Linked DNA regions of Homo sapiens: region 1 is linked to region 2. A link is a contact called in ENCODE Hi-C or POLR2A ChIA-PET data. All regions are on one chromosome and are shown on one strand. Each heading gives the region's core, a stretch centred on a gene start or an enhancer-like site at or near the end of the contact. The rest is flanking DNA. Distances are from core to core; before and after follow the strand shown.

Evidence for each region. A loop is a pair of places that touch in the nucleus more often than their neighbours do. ChIA-PET counts read pairs that join two places held with the same protein, here RNA polymerase II (POLR2A). Pooled maps may share reads with other maps.
Region 1: a pooled map shows a loop between it and region 2 (1.9-fold over the local background). The contact joins the promoter of LINC02348 here to the enhancer-like site in region 2. A Hi-C loop is called at or near these places in 1 of 50 pooled maps. POLR2A ChIA-PET finds 5 or more read pairs at or near these places in 2 of 52 experiments (PC-3 and Panc1).

What each region holds. Positions count from the first base shown.
Region 1 is chr15:101,612,980-101,615,907 of GRCh38, reverse strand. LINC02348 (long intergenic non-protein coding RNA 2348) reads left to right here and starts at 1,569. Exons shown (of 3, transcript NR_147041.1): 1 at 1,569-1,958; 2 at 2,134-2,373. RefSeq lists enhancers at 1,224-1,740, 1,741-2,259.
Region 2 is chr15:101,358,029-101,360,969 of GRCh38, reverse strand. The region is part of intron 13 of PCSK6 (proprotein convertase subtilisin/kexin type 6); the gene reads left to right. Among named protein-coding and RNA genes, the nearest start is that of PCSK6-AS1, 25 kb to the right of the region's middle. RefSeq lists enhancers at 1-922, 923-1,866, 2,811-2,941. Within about 2 kb of position 1,334, at least 4 of the 41 ENCODE cell types and tissues checked have a DNase peak (open chromatin) inside an H3K27ac peak, as active enhancers do.

The DNA of each region.
Region 1 (2,928 bases), core at 320-2,819, 250 kb before region 2:
ACCGACATGGACATGGGCCCCTGGGAGGGTCTGAGCTGTGGTGGAGGGAAGCCCGGACACAGGTCTTGCAGAAGAGCTCAGCCACCCCAGAAAGGACCTCAAGGGTGGGGCCAGGAGTGCAGGTGGGGGCGCTGGCTGGCTGGGAAGGGGATTTCACATAGGAGGACCAGGCAGAGGGAACACTATGTCCACAGTGCATGCAGCACTTAGAGGGAATGCCACGTCCACAGTGCATGCGGCACTTAGAGGGCAGGCCACATCCACAGTGCATGCAGTACTTAGAGGGAATGCCACGTCCACAGTGCATGCAGCACTTAGAGGGAACGGGACAGCTGGCAGGGCTCTAGCCAAGGACAAAACAGCCCATTCCGTTCCCAGACTTTGAGTCAGCGTTTAGGGTTTTGCCTCATGATGGGCCGTGCTGAGGAAACCAGTCAAGATGACCTGAACTCAGACCCCTTCCGCAGTGTCTCCTTTGTCCTGCTGAGCAACTCTGCTGTTCTCCTGCAGCCCCTCCAGGCCAGCCTCCCTCTTCTACTCAGGGCGGGGTCCAGTCAGTGCACCCAACTCCGGGGCTCCTCAAGGCTCTCCTCCCTGCCTCTGATCTGGGCTGAGGTGGAGCAGATGTGAGGAGAGGTGGGGGGGGGAGCCCCCTTCTGCATTCCCCATGGTAGGAGCAAGGTTGACATCCCAAAAGCTCCTGTCAAACTGTCCCCAAAGCTCCTGGACAAGGACTCCTCCCTCGCCATCTCCCTGATCAAACTCACCCTTCCAGAAGGGCTCAGAGTGGCATCTGGGACAGCCCCGGTTAAGGTCTCATAGACTATCTGCTCTCGGGCACGGACCGGCATCTTTAGGATGTGAGATACTCGGCTCTTACTGCTGTCAGTGTGGGGGCCTCAGCTGGGACCACACACCGCATCACAGCCTGCTACACACACGGAAGCATTTTCCCGAGTCCGACTGTGGAACTGTAATGAATCTCAGCTGCCACTCACAGCTGCTCACCAGCGTTCTCTGCTGCTTTTAGTGGCTTTGTAGGTTTCCATTGCAGAGCTCAAATTATTTAAGCAGCCCTGGTCTTGGGTATGGAATTTTGCGGTCACAGCAGGCTGGGAGGGGATCTTTTGCTGATTCCTTTGTGCACAGGTGTGAAGAGATGTGTAGGAGAGTCCTGAAGGTGGTTTCTTATCTAACCTGCATCCGTGGAAGAGCGTGTCCTGGTGCCTGGGTGTCGGGACCCCATAAGGACCATGAGCTACCCCTTTGCCAGGGCTGGGACTGTGGATGGTCATTTGCAGCCCAGACCCACGAGGTGTTTCCCAAGCATGGTGGCACCTCCCTGTGGCTGTGCCTGGCTCCTTCCAGCTCTCCCCAGTGGCCCATAGGCTTAGAAACATGTAGAGTGTGTCCCAGGCAGGGGGCCAGCCTTAAAAAATGCCAGCCCATCTCCTCCATCCACGATGACATCACCGGTACGGGCTTGTGTGTAGGTGACCTTTGGTGGCCTGATCCTCCTGCCCTCTGCCTGGCTCCCTGGGCTCTGGTGGAACACAGCTGCCCTTCCTAATTTGGTCTTAATCAGGCTGAGCTAAGCCAGTCTGTATTTGAGGAGTTGGAAGCAGGTGATTCGGGCACAAATTTGAAGGCTGATAAACGGCAGCCGTCACCCGTGCACTCAGAGCGGCCAGAAGTCCTGCTCCTGGGGAAGGAGGAAGGGCGCAAGGGCAATGAGCATGTCGCCTTGCCCTCGGGGTGTGCGGTTTCTGCTCAGCCTCCTCTTGCAGCCTTGTTTCAAGTGTGGGAATGGCCTCCTGACTCCCAATCCGAAACAACTGCTGAGCACAGAAGGCAGAGCAGGGCCCTGAGAGTCAGAGGAAAATGCTGCTGCGGGGACTGGGGAGCCCCATCGGGTGACTCCCCAGAGATGTGAGCAGGTGCAGAGGCTGGAACAACAGGTGAGGCATGTGGGACCAGGAGGCCGGGTTGTGGGAAGCAAGGCATTTGTGGGAATCCGGGTTCCCCAGTGACACTGGAACCCTTCCTGCAGTCCCTGATATTCCTGGGGCTCGTCAGGGCTTCCCGTAACAGCCCAGGATTAAGTTTGTTCTCTTCCCTACCCCCAACACGCAGTGCTGCAGGAAAGTCTCTCCCGTGGATGCTGTGGCCTGGGGCTTGGGTGACGACGTGCACGGCTGCCTCCTCGCTGTCACGTGCTCTGCTGGCTCGTCTCCAAGCTGTGCTGCTCATGTTCCAAAGTCTCCCTGGAGGCTTTAGTGAAAAGCCCTTTCCCCGGTGACCTGGAGTGTCTTGCTAGATGGAGCTGGCCAAGCCTGACGTCTTTTCCTGGCCGATGCCTCAGTCCTTATGCAAGTAGGTGCAGCCACAAAAGGCACCTTCATGGGAATTAGGAACAGAGGATGCCAGGGCTGGGTGTCTCACCAGTGACTGCTGGGCCAGGGAGCAGACCCCGTGCAGACCTGCCCAGGCAAATCTGCTCCCCAAGTAGGGTGTACCAGGGGAGAGGGGAGGGCTGCACAGACCCCTGCTTCCAACATGCAGCTCTTTTGGACACTAGGTGGGGAGGAGGTGGGCTGGCATTTCTTTAAGGCCGCTGCCTGCTTTGGACACACTCTCATGGTTTCTCAGCCCGAGGGCCACTAGAGAAAGGTAGAGGGACCAGAGACTGCTGGAGTAAGAGTGCATGCACAAGGGACAGCCCCAGAGAGGTACCGCCATGCTGCCATGCCTGGGAAATGTGCCTCATGGGGCTTAGGGGGACCATCCACAGTCCCAGCAGCCCCAGCCCCTGCACAGGGGTCACCCGTGGTTTTTATGGGGTCCCGACACCCAGGCACCAGCACACGCTCTTCCATGGAGATCCCATGGAGAGGGATGCCTGCGTGGAGGCCACAGCACTTCTACCAG
Region 2 (2,941 bases), core at 85-2,584:
TTACATTCTGGAAGGCAGAGGAGGCCGTGAAACAAGATTACCAGGCAGGAAGCTGTTGTCCATTAGATGATGAGAAGCTCTAAGGAGAAAAATGAAGCAGGGCAGGGTGACAAGGGCATTTCAGGGTGTACCGGGAAGGCCTCAGGGAAGGGACATTTGAGTAAAGCTCAAAGAAGATGAGGGGGTGAGCTCTGCAGACATCTGGGAAAAGGGCATTCCAAGCAAAGCGTTCAGGGGATGCTGAGGCCCCCGGGCAGGAGTGTGCCTGGTGTGTTCCAGGGGATGCTAAGGCCCCCGGGCAGGAGTGTGCCTGGTGTGTTCCAGGGGATGCTAAGGCCCCTGGGCAGGAGTGTGCCTGGTGTGTTCCAGGGGATGCTAAGGCCCCCGGGCAGGAGTGTGCCTGGTGTGTTCCAGGGGATGCTAAGGCCCCCGGGCAGGAGTGTGTCTGGTGTGTTCCAGGGGATGCTAAGGCCCCCGGGCAGGAGTGTGTCTGGTGTGTTCCAGGCACAGCAGAGAGGCCCCCGAGGCTGCAGGGGGCAGTGGGAAGAGGAGCAGAATAGGACAGGACCAGGCATTGAGAGCATAGGGACCAGATCGCACTGGGCTTTGTCAGCCCTCACAGGGACTTGGTTGGAAGTCACTGAGAGATTTTAGGCAGAGGACAGAGGTGATCTGAACTTCTGTGTTAATAGGCTGACAGCTGGTCAGAATAGACGGAAGTGAGGGTGGGAGAGGAACAAAGGCGGGGAAGCCAGTTAGAAGGTCATTGCAATATCAGGTGAAGGTGACTCCGACGGGGCAGCATCAGTGGAGTGTATGAAGCAGTCAGATTCTGAAAGCAGGGTCGAGAGATGTGTAGATGGATCAGATGTGGGCTGTGAGAGGAGAGAGGGGGCATGGATGACTTCAGAGTTTTTGTCCTGCACAGTAGAAGAATGGAGTCCTAGTTTCCTAGATCTGGAACATTGCAGGGGGGGAAGATGCTGGAGAGAAGATCAGGAGCTTGGATTTGGGTGGGTTAAATCAAAGATACTTACACAAGTCCAGGCAGAGATATGTACCTGGAGGTGAGAGGGAAGACTGAGCTAGAAATCCAAATTCGGATTAGGTATATTAAGTATCGTCAGCCTTTCAAGCTGTATGAGCAATGGAAGGAGATCTGTTTATATAACAGTGATTCACACGTTTGGAGCCTGTTGCGTGTGGGTGCTGAGCGAGCTTTAGGCTTGCAGTGGTGCACAGCACGGAACCGCATGCCCTGCACACCTGTGCACCTGCCACACTGCTTCCTGCCCAGCCAGATGCTGCCATATCAGCTCCCTGCTTGCTGCCTGCATGGCACTCAGCAGCTCTGGCCTTGGCCTTAGCACTGATGGGCTTGCCATCTGCAGCCTTCCTTCCTTCCGGTCCTGCTGTGCCCTGAGAGCCTCCTGCTGCATGGTGTATGATAGGTGCCCAATAGGTGTTGGCGGATTAATTAGTCCAGTTGGAACCCTCTGTAACCACCACATGACCAGATGCTCTGTGTGCTACAGAGGACACAGGATTAGTGGATACAAGAAATACTTCCTGAGGGTAGCCCCAAATGAAGTCTTGACACAGGTCGATCTCCACCCCTCAGCGTGGGTAGAAACTGGATCTTTGCTTTCAGAAGGTTGAGACGGGTGCAGAATAAACACCTTGTGGTACCTTCCAGCTCTGACCTTCTAGGGCCTACTGGAATTTGGGGGGCGGGGACACATTCTCCAGTGTCATCACAGAGAGTATGCACATTCCTGCAAGGGCGTCTGGAGTCAGTTCATTCCATGCAAGCTTTACCCTGTAGACAACTGCCACTCCTGAATGTGGTCCAGAAACAGCAAGTACAGGCATGCGTCCTGCCACAGCTGACGCACGGCAAGCCCTCCCTGCTGTGTGTGGGGAGGACGGGCGCCTTCCTGTCACCCACAGGCTCTGTGCATCCTCCCCAAGCACAGTGAGAGCTAGCCTGGGAGCCTGGGTCCCACCAGCATCTCTCCACAGTGGAAATCCATGTGGCCCTCACATGGGACACTGCAGTTGCAACTGAGTCTCCCCAACCTGCCCTGCTCACTTCATTCCAGGGCCAGCCTCTGAGCTTGTTGTTCAGCATGGCGGCTGGATCCTCCCAGGGTGAGGGAAGGGAGTGATGGAGTGAAGCCAAAAGGGGTCAGAGGGGCTCAAACAAAGGCCAAGCGGCCCTTTCCAGGTTGGCGTATGGGCCCAGTGCTTTTGAGGTTGATCCAGGATAAGCCCTCTTCAGCCTCCAGATGAATGGTACCTCTTCCGGCTGTTCCTGAAATGTCAAAATGGGAGGTCTGCGTATCCTAACAGACATGTCTCCGATGCATTTTGCAGAGGTCCTGCCATGTGCCAGATGCTATGCCAGTGCTCGGGCACAGAGAGGCTCCAAGACACAGTTCCTGCCCCTGAGGAGCCCACAGGCTAGTTGGGAACATTTCGGATTTCAGGAACCAATAGTACCATGCACAAGGGCCCAAGGGCCACCAGTGACCCAGAGGAGTGCCCCAAGTTCAGTGGAGCAAACAGGGATTTCCGGCTGAAAGAAACAAGGAAGGGCTTGTGAGGAAGGGTCTGCCTAAGGCCAGATTCTCAGGAGTTCCCCAGTGTCACTTTGTTTTTTTTTATCTTAGTAGCATAGAAAATACAGGCCATTAGGAGATGGCGACTGCCCCAAGGGTACGGCTGTCCTTTTGTAGAATGAAGTGCCAGGCATTGCCCACATATGACCTGCCTTACTCCGCCTACCCCCAGGGGTGAGACTTCTCAGGGCTGGCCTTGCTCCCCAGGCCCTGGGAGGGACCACAGAGGGGCTCAGCAGTGACGAGCCAGGCTTCCCCACCCGATCCACTGGGCAAGCGACGGGGATGTCAGGCCGAGACAGTCCTCAGCGATGACCTGC